Regions from separate parts of the Homo sapiens genome. Here regions 1, 2 and 4 are each linked to region 3. A link is a contact called in ENCODE Hi-C or POLR2A ChIA-PET data. All regions are on one chromosome and are shown on one strand. Each heading gives the region's core, a stretch centred on a gene start or an enhancer-like site at or near the end of the contact. The rest is flanking DNA. Distances are from core to core; before and after follow the strand shown. Region 1 holds the start of CCKBR (cholecystokinin B receptor). Region 2 has its middle 12 kb from the start of SMPD1. Region 3 holds the start of CAVIN3 (caveolae associated protein 3). Region 4 has its middle 33 kb from the start of SMPD1.

The links. A loop is a pair of places that touch in the nucleus more often than their neighbours do. ChIA-PET counts read pairs that join two places held with the same protein, here RNA polymerase II (POLR2A). Pooled maps may share reads with other maps.
Region 1: a loop to region 3 is called in a map of heart left ventricle, with 2.6 times the contacts of the local background. The contact joins the promoter of CCKBR here to the promoter of CAVIN3 in region 3. A Hi-C loop is called at or near these places in 52 of 168 maps with a recorded cell type or tissue (CD4-positive, alpha-beta memory T cell, CD8-positive, alpha-beta T cell, Caco-2 and 36 more), 31 of 37 single-sample maps with no recorded cell type and 45 of 50 pooled maps. POLR2A ChIA-PET finds 5 or more read pairs at or near these places in 12 of 52 experiments (A549, AG04449, AG04450 and 7 more).
Region 2: a pooled map shows a loop between it and region 3 (3-fold over the local background). The contact joins the enhancer-like site here to the promoter of CAVIN3 in region 3. A Hi-C loop is called at or near these places in 11 of 168 maps with a recorded cell type or tissue (CD4-positive, alpha-beta T cell, Caco-2, Right ventricle myocardium inferior and 7 more) and 15 of 50 pooled maps. POLR2A ChIA-PET finds 5 or more read pairs at or near these places in 12 of 52 experiments (A673, AG04450, BJ and 7 more).
Region 4: a loop to region 3 is called in a map of left ventricle myocardium inferior, with 9 times the contacts of the local background. The contact joins the enhancer-like site here to the promoter of CAVIN3 in region 3. A Hi-C loop is called at or near these places in 48 of 168 maps with a recorded cell type or tissue (CD4-positive, alpha-beta T cell, Caco-2, Calu3 and 26 more), 17 of 37 single-sample maps with no recorded cell type and 40 of 50 pooled maps. POLR2A ChIA-PET finds 5 or more read pairs at or near these places in 21 of 52 experiments (A549, AG04449, AG04450 and 14 more).

What each region holds. Positions count from the first base shown.
Region 1 is chr11:6,258,217-6,261,417 of GRCh38, forward strand. It overlaps CCKBR (cholecystokinin B receptor), which reads left to right and starts at 1,622. Exons shown (of 5, transcript NM_176875.4): 1 at 1,622-1,863. The coding sequence starts at 1,713.
Region 2 is chr11:6,376,896-6,379,957 of GRCh38, forward strand. No RefSeq gene overlaps it. Among named protein-coding and RNA genes, the nearest start is that of SMPD1, 12 kb to the right of the region's middle. Within about 2 kb of position 1,461, at least 4 of the 41 ENCODE cell types and tissues checked have a DNase peak (open chromatin) inside an H3K27ac peak, as active enhancers do; they include CD4-positive, alpha-beta T cell, where a contact is called at or near this core.
Region 3 is chr11:6,319,251-6,322,670 of GRCh38, forward strand. It overlaps CAVIN3 (caveolae associated protein 3), which reads right to left and starts at 1,251. Exons shown (of 2, transcript NM_145040.3): 1 at 843-1,251; 2 at 1-314. The coding sequence starts at 1,226. LOC101927825 (a long non-coding RNA gene) reads left to right here. Exons shown (of 7, transcript XR_930998.4): 1 at 1-447. RefSeq lists enhancers at 1-664, 1,208-1,257, 1,468-1,827, 1,838-1,897, 1,928-2,017.
Region 4 is chr11:6,355,932-6,359,119 of GRCh38, forward strand. No RefSeq gene overlaps it. Among named protein-coding and RNA genes, the nearest start is that of SMPD1, 33 kb to the right of the region's middle. Within about 2 kb of position 1,465, at least 11 of the 41 ENCODE cell types and tissues checked have a DNase peak (open chromatin) inside an H3K27ac peak, as active enhancers do; they include adrenal gland, ascending aorta, heart right ventricle and 5 more, where a contact is called at or near this core.

The DNA of each region.
Region 1 (3,201 bases), core at 372-2,871, 61 kb before region 3:
TGTCATCCAATGTGGGAAAACTTGAGCAGGTTATCTGAGGCCCCACCTGTGCTGGAGCGGAACAAATAGCAAATCAAGCTCCTCTGGTCCAGGCTCTCTGATGGGCAAGACAGGCAGTACCAGGAGGAAGGAAAGGGGGAGCAGTTGATGACATCTCAGGCATAAACTGTCTTTCAACTCTCTTTCAATGCTTCAGCCCCTATAAACTCAGGGCTGGCTGAACCAGGTCCTCTCCAAAAGATTAATTGGATAAGGGCCTGCTGAATCCCCCATAAAGCCAGACTCCATTCTCTAATTTGCTCTTCCACTGATGCCCGCCCCCAACCTCTTACAGCTACTGCTGGGGGTCAGAAGAATTTCACATCGTATTGGAGTTCATCCGGAATCTGAAGAATGGATAGGAATCTGGAGATAGGAATCTGGAGATAGGAATCTGGGGAAGAAAAGGAATGGATAGGAGAATGCATAGGGAGCAGGGCTGAAATAGTAGAAGAGGCAAATCCTGCCCCGAGAAGCTGAACCCAGTTCAGTCCTGCACCCTTCAGCCCTGTTCCCGCTGCACCGCAGTGACCCAGTCCCCTTCTAGCCCCCTCTCGTGGGAACCTGACACCCTACACAGGCAGCTCTGCCTGCACTGAGAGCAAACAGGGAGCGTTAGCGTGTCGGGTGGGCGTGGGCGCTGCCTGGAGACGGTGGAGAAAGCCAACCTTCTCCTTCTCTTTTGCCTGCGCTGGGCCGGCGTTAGAATTATATCCCATCCTCACCTTACTCTGGTTTATCCTTGTCAGTGCTTGCCACCACCCCCAACTGCCCTCAACACTCAAGTCAGAAGCTTCCTCCCGGGAGCCCTTTTCCCTGGCAAGGCTTCCCTGGAGCCAAATCTCGGCCCCGGCCCCACCCCCACTCCCGCCCAGCTGTGGAGGGCTCCTTGGGACCCTTAAGTGCAAGCCTGAGTGTTAAGCCTCAGACAGGAGATGGAGGGTGCGGAGACAGATGCAGGAGCTACCCCAGGCCCGCAGCGAGGAGCTGCAGGGAACTACGGTAGCAATAGTGTCACGGTCACTGCGGCCACTGCAACACAGTACGGTAAATGCGGCTCTAGGCTCAGACTAAAGCATCCGCGCCTCAGCAGGTGACGCACGCAGACCTGGTCTCCAACGCCACCTCCACGTTCCCTGATACACCAGAGAAAGATGCTGGATCCGTGGCAGCCGTCTCTACCCAACCCCTCCTACCCTCCCTTCCCCGAAACCTCCCCCTACGCTGCCAATACTCTTGTCTTCAATCTCTCTCTCTCTCTCTCTCTCTCTCTCTCTCTCTCTCTCTCTCTCTCATTCCTGGGAATCGGGGGTGGGGGCGGGTGATAAAGAGAGGTGGGCAGGAGAGAAATCTCTAAGAGGAGACGGGACACATCTAGGGAGGGGGCGAGCCTGGAGGACAGTCGCACAGGGAGGGGCAGAACTCCCGAGCCAGGGAGGGGGTGCACAGTCACCTGGCGGGACAGAGGCTGGCGGAGGGACGGGAACCCAGGCGGGGCGAGCCGCGGGAGAGTGGAGGGCAGGCGCCTGGGCTGGGGGCGGGGACCAGGCGGGGCAGGGGGCAGGGAGAGGAGGGCGGCGGGAGCCTGAGCCGGAATCGCAGCGTGAGCAGGTGGAGCCGCGTTGGGAGCCCGCCGGGTCGAGCTGAGTAAGGCGGCGGGCTCGGCGGGGGCCATGGAGCTGCTAAAGCTGAACCGGAGCGTGCAGGGAACCGGACCCGGGCCGGGGGCTTCCCTGTGCCGCCCGGGGGCGCCTCTCCTCAACAGCAGCAGTGTGGGCAACCTCAGCTGCGAGCCCCCTCGCATTCGCGGAGCCGGGACACGAGGTGGGTGCCTCCCTCAGCCCCCCCCACAAGCTATTTCTCACTGTACCCCAGAACACTAATAGAGTCCCCCCAACGAGCTCCACACTACCTTCTCAAACGTCCACACCGTGCCTCTCATAGTACTCCCTCAGCCCCCAAACAGCTCCCCTCACACCTTCACCCCCACAGCCTACAACTTCATCACAGCTTCACACCACCTGGTCGGAACTCCTTCACATCCTGGTCCCCTGAATACACCTAGAGCCCCTGCTCACCCCAAAGCACAGCCCCTTCCCCAACACGCAGCCCCTCCTAGACACCAGTCAGAAGGCGAGGACCTCCTCTTGCCAACCCTGCAGATCTCCTTTTCCCTCTTACATCCAGTTCACAGAGCCACAACAGAGAAGGGAAGGAAGAAAGGAAGGCAGGACTGGGAAAAGAAGGGGGCTGGTTGAGGGAGGGAGCACTCTGGAAAGCTTGAATGCGAAGCTGAAGTTGTGATCACATCTGACACCCCAGCCCCCAGCCATCCCAAAAAAGATCCTCAAATCTGAATTAGGCTGGACACTAGGGGATGCTCCTTAGAGCTGCCTGCCTCCATTTCACTCCTTCTCAAACCCCTCTGCCTCCCTAGTTGGAGCTTTCGAGGCTCTGTGCCCTCTCTCTTTGTCTGCAAGTAATGTCTCCAGCTATCTTCCAAGCTCTCTCTCCAGCCCTAGGCTAGGTGCTGGGGGCACAGGGCAAACTAGACCCAGTCTGGACCCTCATGGCCCATAGCCAAGTGCAGAGAGAAACCAAGCAAATGGAAAAATCACAGACACAATGGAAGTCCCATGAAAGGGTCTAAACTGTGGGCACCAAAAGAACTTCACAGAGGCTAGAACCTTAGAGCTGGGTCTTGAAGTTGAGTAGGCAGAAAAGGAAGGAGTGGGATTCTAGGTGAAGGAGCAATGTTAAGCAGAAGGAAATTTTTCTAAACTCAAAAAGGGAAAGTTGGAATAAATTGTAATCCAAGTATTTATTTACCCCACGAAATAATCTATGCTTTCTCAGCCGAGTTGTTACACACTCACACTTGGATTCTGTCATTCAGCCAATATTTATTGAACCAGAGATTGTGCTAGGCAGTGGGAATGTAAGTTGAACAAAACCGACACAATTCCTACTTCACAGAGCTCAAAGTTTAATGGGCGAGACAGAAAAGCAGGGGATTGCAGCACAAAGTGGAAGAGCCTTGACAGGGAAAAGATAGTGGGAACACAAGTGGAACACCTCTAGCCCAGCCCAGCCTCCTTGAGAATTAAAGTTGGCCTCTTGAGGAAATGAGCTACAAAGTCAAAAAAATTAGGGAGGCTGGCT
Region 2 (3,062 bases), core at 211-2,710, 58 kb after region 3:
CTTGAGCCTGGGTGGCAGAGGTTGCAGTGAGCCGAGATTATGGCACTGTACTCCAGCCTGGGTGACAGAGCGAAACTCCATCTCAAAAAAAAAAAAAAAAAAAAAAATTAACTAAGAGAAGGGGAATAGCTAATATAATCAGATCCCTGAGAGATAGAACAATATAAAAGTATCAGCCCTTTGTAAGAGGGATGCTTCATCTGCTGGGAACTGGGCTCAACTACTTGCTAGCTGTGTGATCTTAGGCAAGCTATGTAACTTCTCTGCACCTGTATTTCATCATCTGTAAAATATTAGGATATAACAGAGGGGGAAAGGGAGAGGATGGGTACAGATGCAAGCAGGGTTTTAATTTGTTGTAACAAAGACAAGGGAATGTCTCTCTGGATGGCTTCTAAATTATCTGTAAAATAGAAGGCAAAATCAGTAAGAGTGGGTGGTGTGAGGACAGAGGATGCAGAGATATGAAAAGATCTACAAAGCAATGAAAAAGTTAGAAAAAGTAGAAAAAGAGCAAGCTCACTAGAGAAACACGGAAAAATTGCCAGGCAGCACTGAGGGACCATGTGAGTCTGGGGATCATGAATTTATCATTATATCACTTTTTCTTTTTTTCTTTTCTTTTTTTTTTTGAGACGGAGTCGCGCTCTGTCGCCCAGGCTGGAGTGCAGTGGCTCGATCTCGGCTCACTGCAAGCTCCGCCTCCTGAGTTCACGCCATTCTCCTGCCTCAGCCTCCTGAGTAGCTGGGACCACAGGCGCCCACCACCACGCCTGGCTAATATTTTGTATTTTTAGTAGAGATGGGGTTTCGCCGTGTTAGCCAGGATGGTCTCGATCCCCTGACATCGTGATCCACCCGCCTTGGCCTCCCAAAGCGCTGGGATTACAGGCGTGAGCCACCGCGCCCGGCCTTATATCACTTTTTCTAGCTATAGAATTTGCTGTAACAATTTCAGCTACTCTGGTTCAGAAGAAGAAAATGAAAGTAATTGGGATCATTTGAGACTGGAGTTCAGCCAGATGAAAATGACAGAGGAGAGGGGAACACAGGAGCTGAGCATATCTGCAAAGGAATTACTATAATGTTAGATTATAAAGTATTATTTTAAACAGACAGGAAGCCAGGAGCAGGTGGGTAAACAGAGAGAAAAGGAAGATAGACTGGATGCATTGATGAAGTCAGAGAGCTATTGCATTGGGGGTGGTGCCCATCCACCACACCACCCATGCACTCATGTGCACACAAATGTGCATGCACAACCATATATATTGGTTTCCTAGTTCAATTTCTGTTTGGAAGCTGAAAAATATCCTCCCAAGGATTAGCTTCTTCAGAGAATAGAGATGGTAAAGAAAAAAAAATGTAAAACTGTCTAGGTTTCAGGACTAGATTTCACCCTTGTTCAGCCTACCCAAGTACAGGGCTGAGACACTTCCTTCCACATTACACTCCCCTTCCTGTGTGTCAAAGATCTGACTGCTTCAGTGGAGCTTACAAGTATCCTGAGTCGTTTTAAGTGAATGTCCACATGAGACAGTGTGGTTGGAGTGTGGCAATATCTCAGGACACAGAGAGGTGACCTTCATCCTATATAAGATGTAGGTAGCTGCGGATGGAAAGCCTTCTCCCAGGAACGACTGGAAGATCATCTGTCAACACTGGTGACATTGGGTGCTCACGTGACTGTTGACAGGAGGTCTGCAGGGGACAGCTTCTATGTTGCTTCCTCATGCTGGCTGATGGGGTGAGGCAAGTATGTTATTCTTGCCCCTATCCTCTCCTGAGCTGGAGTCTTCTGTAGGGCAGGGCTTTTCCTACTAACAGGTATATCCCCAGCTTCTTGGTCTGGGCCTGACACAGAACAGTGTGTGTGTTGGCGGCGGTGGGTGGGAATAAATGGATGATTTCCTGACAATAGATGGAGCTAAGTTATTGTCATTAAGTAAATACTCCCTACGTCTTCCACAGGGCGGGGTGGCGAAGGGCAGTTTTTAACATTTAACTTTTCCTTCAGCCTCCACCTCACTGTAACCATAGATTTCCTCTCTCCTGTCAATGGACAGTGTGGATAAGGCATGGAAAACTGGGGAGAGTTATCAGCTAGACCTCATTAAATCAATGATAGTCAATACAGATACAGCATCTACTATGTATAAGGTGGTAGATTCTGTATAGTTGGTAATGAAATATAAGATGCAACTTTAAAAGTTTGCATCAGATACTAAAAGTCTTCCTCTGTCACATCTATTAATCTAAGTACTGTCTCATTGTAACTTCACAACCTTATATTATCTATTATCTTCATGTCACACAGAAAGAAATTGAAGCTCAAAAAGTGATGTGCTTTGTCCAGGTCACACAACTAATAAGTGGCAGAACAAAGATTCTAATCCAGATAGCTTGAATTTAAATTGCAGCCCCTACTATTGGGGGTTCTACATACACTGCGTTGGAATTGCCTGTCAAGAAAAATTTCTTCTGGATTTGAGCTCTTAAAGGTATAGATTACTAGCTTTCCAGTAATCCCTAAAATTTCCACAAGAGGGAGACCTTTCCCCATCAGTGCTGGGCTGCTGTCTGGAATTTCGAATTCAATTTGCAGTTTCACAGACAGCTCAAGAATTGGCTGGCCACTTGAACAGAATTTGTATAGGTTTCCTTTTTTTTTATTTTTAATTTTTTTTGAGACAGAGTTTCACTCTTGTTGCCCAGGCTGGAGTGCAATGGTCTGATCTCAGCTTACTGCAACCTCCGCCTCCCAAGTTCAAGCAATTCTCCTGCCTCAGCCTCCGGAGTAGCTGGGATTACAGGCATGCACCACCACGCCCGGCTAATTTTGTATTTTTAGTAGAGACGGGGTTTCTCCATATTGAGGCTGGTCTCGAACTCCTGATCTCAGGTGATCCGCCCACCTAGGCCTCCCAAAGTGCTGGGATTACAGGCGTGAGCCACCGTGCTCAGCTGTTTGTACAGGTTTCCTGACACAACAAAATGTAAGTACCCTAAGCGAATGTCTGCTTAAATTAACCCAGATTAACTAAGAAGTTATCTGTCCCAAC
Region 3 (3,420 bases), core at 1-2,500:
TCCAGCGTGGGCTCCAGCGCAGGCTGGGCTTCCGGCTGGGCTTCAGCGCTCCGGCCAGGCCCAAGGCGAGGCGGCTTGACCGGGGTGGGCGGTGGCGCTGCAGGGCCTTTCCGGCCCGAAAGGGCCCTTCGGAGGCTCTGTACCTTCTGCAATCCGGTGCGCCGCAGCCGCTGGGCCCTGGACTCCACCGGCTCCTCGTCCGAGCTCTCTCCAACTTCGGCCTCCAGCTGCTCTGGGCCCAGCTCGGACTGGTCCGCCGGGCCCAAGGGCTCTGGTGCCTTCTGGAAAGCGCTGGCTGGGACTTCACCCTCCTCCTGCATGTGACGGACACAGCACTGATCCTGGCAGCTCCTTACCCCCAGCAGCCCGAAACTCACTCCTTAATTACACAAGGGAAACCTTTTACCTCCGCAGCCAGAGTCTGGGGGGAAAGGCAGGCGTGGGAAGGTAAGGGGAGGGAAAGCTGCGTGCGAACTGCAAAACGCTGTAAAGTAGGTGAGGCCTGGTGAGGGGCGAGAAGAGGATAGTGCCCGCAGTCACGGAATGCCCTTTCAACCACCGTTATTTTAGGGATTGGCTGGGACTCAGACCAAATTCTGCGGACGTGGCCTGAGCTAGAGCTGGGCGGGCTTGGATTGGCCAGGCGGGGCTCAGGCGTGAGAGGGAGGGATGGGGCTGGGTCTTGGGAAGTGGGTGCGGCTCTGTGAGTCTGTTCCACAGCAACAGACGGCGGGAGGGGTCAGGAATGTGGGTGTGGTAGGTGGATGGAAGCGGGGAGCCCCCAGCTGGTGGCCCACAGGCCGGCAAAGGCCTCGGATTGGGGACCGTTTGAGGTCACTGACCTTGAAGAGCAGAACGTGGAGCTTCCCGCGCGCCACCAGCAGCCCGTGGTTGGCCTCCAGCCGCTGCACCTGGGCTGCGCGGCGCACCGCGCGCTCTTGGGCGGCGTTGGCGTGCGAGCTCACGCGCTCCGCCTTGGCCAGCAGCTGCGCCAAGGTGTTGCTGGTGGTGTCGTGGCTGCGACTCAGAGCGCCCAGGCCGCTCTGGATGCGGCGCACGGACCCTGCCAGGCCTCCCTGCCTTCGAGCCAGGCCTCCCTGCCGCTCCCGCAGAGTCTCCAGCATGGAGGCCAGCTTCTCCAGCAGGGTCACCACCGTCACGGCGTGCACGGGACCCCCCGCCGGCGCCTCGGGCACAGGCCCCCGCTCCAACGCACTCTCCCTCATGATCCCTGACCGCTCTGCTCCGTCTGCCTGCAACTGCTGGCCGCACTACGGTCAGGGGCCTCCTTTCCCTGGCTCCTCCCCAGCTCCAGCTGTGACTCAGGCAGGCGGAGTTGGCCTTCTGGGGCGGCGGGAGGGCGCGAGGGCGTGGGGATGTTGGCAGCGGGGTCTCTTGAAAGCGTTTCGCCTTCCGCTGTCCCGCGCCGGGGGCCTGCTGGGAAGCCTGTTGGCCCCAAATCGGCCCCCTGCAAACCCTCTCACTCTGAGTTTGAGTTACCCTCCTCCGCTCCAATTCCCTGGTGTGCCTGTTTCAGTTCTCCACTGCAAAGGGCGAGTCACGGAAATTTTTATTTCATGCATCTTAGTGGGCGCAGAGACTGTGTTGGCACGGCAAAGAGATAACCAGAGGGGCCTCCGTCGCCGTCCACTTTCGGCCTCCCACACCAGTGAAGATTGCCCCCAGGCTGGATGCAGGCGACAGGGAGGCCCTGGAACATTCTGCTTACAGATCGCGAACTGTCAAGGCCCGAGGCCCCGCTTTGTGACTTGGACAGGCTGCTCATTGTGGGCTGGCGGGCGGGGCATCCTCTGGTGTTTTCCTAATAGTCATCTCCAGGGTTTAGCCTCAGGCTTCGTTTCCTGCTTCTTTATTTCGTCCTCTTGGGTAGCATTATCTGGTTTCTTTTCTCTAGTTTTCTGCCCTCTCTTTCTTTGGGTTTCACTGGTAAATCTCAGCCGCCCCGGCCCCAGCACCCAAGCTTGGAGGATAAGCAGGACACCTTCACCTCTTTTAAAATCCTTAAAAGCGTTAGACTAGGCACTGGTCTTTGCTTTGATAGAGGTTACTTGGGCTCCTGCCTGACTTTTTTTGCTTGTTTGTTTGTTTCTTGTGTTCTGTGGAACTGCGGAGAGTAAAGATTTGAAATTGCTGCTGCAGAGAGGGAGAGAGTGGGCATGGAGGATCCAGTTAATGATGTGGATTGTGAATTTCTAATGTCAGCAGTTCGAAACATCCCATGCCTTAGCCGGGCGCGGTGGCTCATGCTTGTAATCCCACCACTTTGGGAGGCCGAGGGGGGAGGATCACGTGAGGCAGGGAGTTCCAGACCAGCCTGGGCAACATGGCAAAACCCCGTCTCTACTAAAAATACAAAAATTAGCAGGGCGTTGTGACACACGCCTGTAATCCCAGCTACTCGGGAGGGCTGAGGCAGAAGAATCGTTTGAACCTGGGAGGCAGAGAATGCAGTAAACCAAGATTGCTCCACTGCACTACAGCCTGGAGGACAGAGCAAGACTCCATCTCAAAAAAAAAAGAAAAGAAAAAAGAAAATCCCGTGCCTTGTTTGTAGCAATACTTGGCAAACCGTCTCACAAATGCAAGTAATCCATTAATCCTGATGATCTCTCTCCCTCTTCCTCTTCTCACTGAACCTGTGAGGGCCACTTGTTGACAACTGTGGAAGAAACTTGTGTCACTCTGGAAATAGTTACATGGGCCTGAAGTGCCACAGACGTGGGCAGCTAATGCCAGAAATCTGGTGATGCTAAGCTGATGGCTGATTTCTACAAATACAAGGCCATAAGCCTGACCCCTGCTGCTTAATACAAGAGAAAATAAGCTCTCTTGGGAATCTGGTGGGAATCACCATCTCTTCCAGTGAAACTACATTTACCCAGAGAGATCCATCAGGGATGTACCAGTTAAAATGCTTTCAGACTGAGGGAACAAAAACTCAATTCAAACAGTACTTAGTAACAGGAAACTCAATTCAAACATAATTGAAAAAGAGGATTGGTAGAGTGGTGATTAAGTGTGAGTCATTCACAGCTCCAAATCTGGTTTTCTACAGTTCTCTCCACTGCTCAACTATGAGCCCCATCCCGCACCTCTCACACTCCCCCATGTCCCCCACACACCCCCTACCCATGTGTATGTGCCCACATACGCACAGGTGTCAGCTTCATTCCAGGCCTCACAACTCTGCACAAGATCTTAAAAAAAAAAGGGGACCATCTTAAAATTTAGGACATTTATTTCCCAGAAGCCTCCCAGAATTTTTACACTTGCCTTCCACTGGGTTACATGGCTTTTCCAAATCCAAATTCTATGGCTACAAAAATGACATGCATTGATGGGTTTAGGCCTATGTTCCCTAAACAATCACTGACAAGAAATCTAATAATTGGCTTTTGA
Region 4 (3,188 bases), core at 215-2,714, 37 kb after region 3:
ATTTATATATATAATTCATATATATATATGAATTATATATATAATTCATATATATATAATTTATATATATATAATTCATATATATATATAAAATTCATGTCCTTGTGAAACTCACCTCCAATTAGGAGACACAGCTGTTAGACAAACTGTATGATTATTTATTTAATAGAAAATGTGATACATAGCCGGGCGTGGTGGCTTATGCCTGTAATCCCAGCACTTTGGGAGGCCAAGGCAGATGGATCACCTGAGGTCAGGAATTAGAGACCAGCCTGACCAACAAGGTGAAACCCCATCTCTAGTAAAAATACAAAAAAAAAAAAATTAGCTGGTCGTGGTGGCACGTGCCTGTAGTCCGAGCTACTCAGGAGGCTGAGACAGGAGAATTGCTCGAACCCGGGAGACGGAGGTTGTGGTGAGCCGAGATCGTGCCACTGCACTCCAGCCTGGGCTATCGAGCAAGACACCGTCTCAAAAAAAAAAAAGAAAGAAGGAAAATGTGATATATACTACAAAGGAGATGGACTTAATATTTGTTTAGGCCTGCGCTACATGCTCTGGGTGCTATAAAATAAGTGGATAAGGGATAAATCTACTGTCAAATATTCAAAATCGATGTGGAGAGCCAACCCAGAGGTCCTGCTAGGGAGGGGAGAGTTAAAAGAAACCTCTCAGTCTCCAGTTCTTGAGAATATCTCAAAGACTCTTGAGGACTGGAAAAAAACAGAAGTGTTGAGTAAAGACGTCCAGAAAACAGGGCCAAGGTGTCAGGGGTGACATATTGGACTAGCACCAACAGGTCAAACAAGAAGGCAAACTGTGTTTATAAAATGTTGCAGAGTGCTGCTGGTGGGCTGGCCAGAGATTGGAAGACAGGAAAGGCAGAATTTCTTCGAGTCAGAGCAAGGGGCATACAGGCTTCACGGCAAAGTGGATTTGTTCACTCATTTGTTTAATCATTACCTCTTGATTAATGTTAGGCACTGTGCTGGATGCTAAAGATACAGTAATTAACAGAAAAGTTTATTTGTGAAAACAGACATGTAAACAGATACACAATAAGCCCCAATAACTGCTATTAAAAATACATGCATGAGGCTTAACAGTGACACACTAAGTTACCCCTATAATAATGTCCCCATCACTAACTGGGGAGAAGAGGGAGTGGCATCACAGCCAGCTCTCAGGAATTGCTTCTCCAAAACCTTTGCTACACGTGCACCCAGCAGTGGTAGGAAGATTGCTAACACACCAATTGTCATGTCATTTTCAAGTCATCGTATTGCATTGAAATGTAATAGTTATTTTTGCCATTGGCTTTGATTTCCTTCCAAAATTCTTCCAGGGTTTCGATAAAATTGGGTTTAACCTTTGAGAGTGCGTATGAATATGGTTGTCATCCATTGTGTGTGGGTGGTGGAGAAAAGATTGAGAATGGCCGCCGTGCACGGCTGAGGATGAGTCACAATCTTTAGACCAGAAAGGGAGCTGAGTGGGAGGCCTGGCAGGAGAGAGTCGCAAGTATGAATCGGGGCTTTTGGCCCTGAGGCAATAATGATGTCACGCCATCTCTCCAATGTGGCCTCCCAGTGAGATGTCCTGATCTAGCCAGGCCTGGAACCTAGTGGAGAGGCGCCAGAAAGCCCAGTGCCAGGGTCTCCTTATTGTGTGATCCAAAACCTGTGCTTTGGAAATTTGACGTAGGTGAGCTATTTATATTTTATATGTTCTCTTCCTCTCTGTTCTGCAGAAAAAACTTCATAAAATGCCATCTATATCTGTACTTTCTTCATTGAATATGTATTGCTTGTTTAATTTTTTAAAGATATGGATTCAAAGTAATACAGTATAAAGAAAAGACCCTAAAATGAAAATGCCAGTTCAAACTGTGTTCAGACGAATTAAAGTTTTGTTCACATTCCTGGGAAAGCTGTAAAAAAGGAACAGCCCAACTCCAATTAGGAGTTGGGGACAAGGCTGGGCAAGCAGTTAGTTTTGAAGTCAGAAAACTCTCAGACTGCTGAGGAAAGAGGTGGGGATAGGCGTGGGAATTTCAGAGCCCTTGCCCTGCTCCCCCTGCCGCAGAATTCTCCTTCCAGAACTCCCCTGTGCCAGACTTTCCTAAGTTCCACAGTGGTATGCTTCCATGAGTAAAGTTGTTTCCATTACTGACAGATTATGGTGACCCAAGAGACATTTAGAATCCAGTTCTAGGCCTCAGAAGCTCTGTAAAGTCAGGGGACACAGGAGAGGCCAGTAGGCAGGGAATGCCACACAAATGTGAGCATCTCTTCCTTCCATCTCTTTAAAGTCTATCTTCAAGAACAAGCCCACACTCTACCTCCCTTGTGAAATTCTCCCTGACTCTTTGGCCACCACTGGCCTCTCCTTCCTGGAGTTCTTTAATTATGAAGATTAAGCACCATTTTATGTCTTTCTTCTTCTGGAAAATCATCTGATCATGTATTTTGCCTGCCTATCAGTGCCTCAGTGTATTCTTTTAAAGTCAGTTTATGGGAGTTCTTGGTGCAGCTAACTGCAAATATTTCCCTAGTTTATTTGCCTTTTTTATTTTGCTTAACTTTTATTTTTTGAGATGCTAAAGTTTAAAATACTTCTATAGCCGAGTCAGTTAATCTTTTCCTTTGTGATCACTTCTACTGCTTCTAAGATGGAAACATTACTTCCTTCCAGAGATTTGATAAACATTTTGGTGTTTCTGGGAATTTTTTTAAAAAGTTATTTAGTTCATCTGGAAAGTACTCGGTATACAATGTGAGAAGAGGATCTAGACTGATCTGATGGTAACTAGTTTTCCCAGAACTTTGTATTGAATAAATTTCTTGGCTGGGCGTGGTGGTTCACACCTGTAATCCCAGCACTTTGGGAGGCTGAGGCAGGCAGATCACCTGAGGTCAGGAATTCGAGACGAGCCTAGCCAACATGGTGAAACCCAGTCTCTATTAAAAATACAAAAAATTAGCCAGGCATGGTGGCAGGCACCTATAATCCCAGCTATTCCAAAGGCTGAGGCAGGAGAATCGCTTGAACCCAGGAGGCAGAGGTTGTGGTGAGCCGAGGTCACGCCATGGCACTCCAGCCTGGGCAACAAGAGCGAAACTCCATTTCAAAAAAAAATTTATTCTTTTTCCAGTGATTTTTTTTTTTTTTTTTGACAGGGTCTTGCT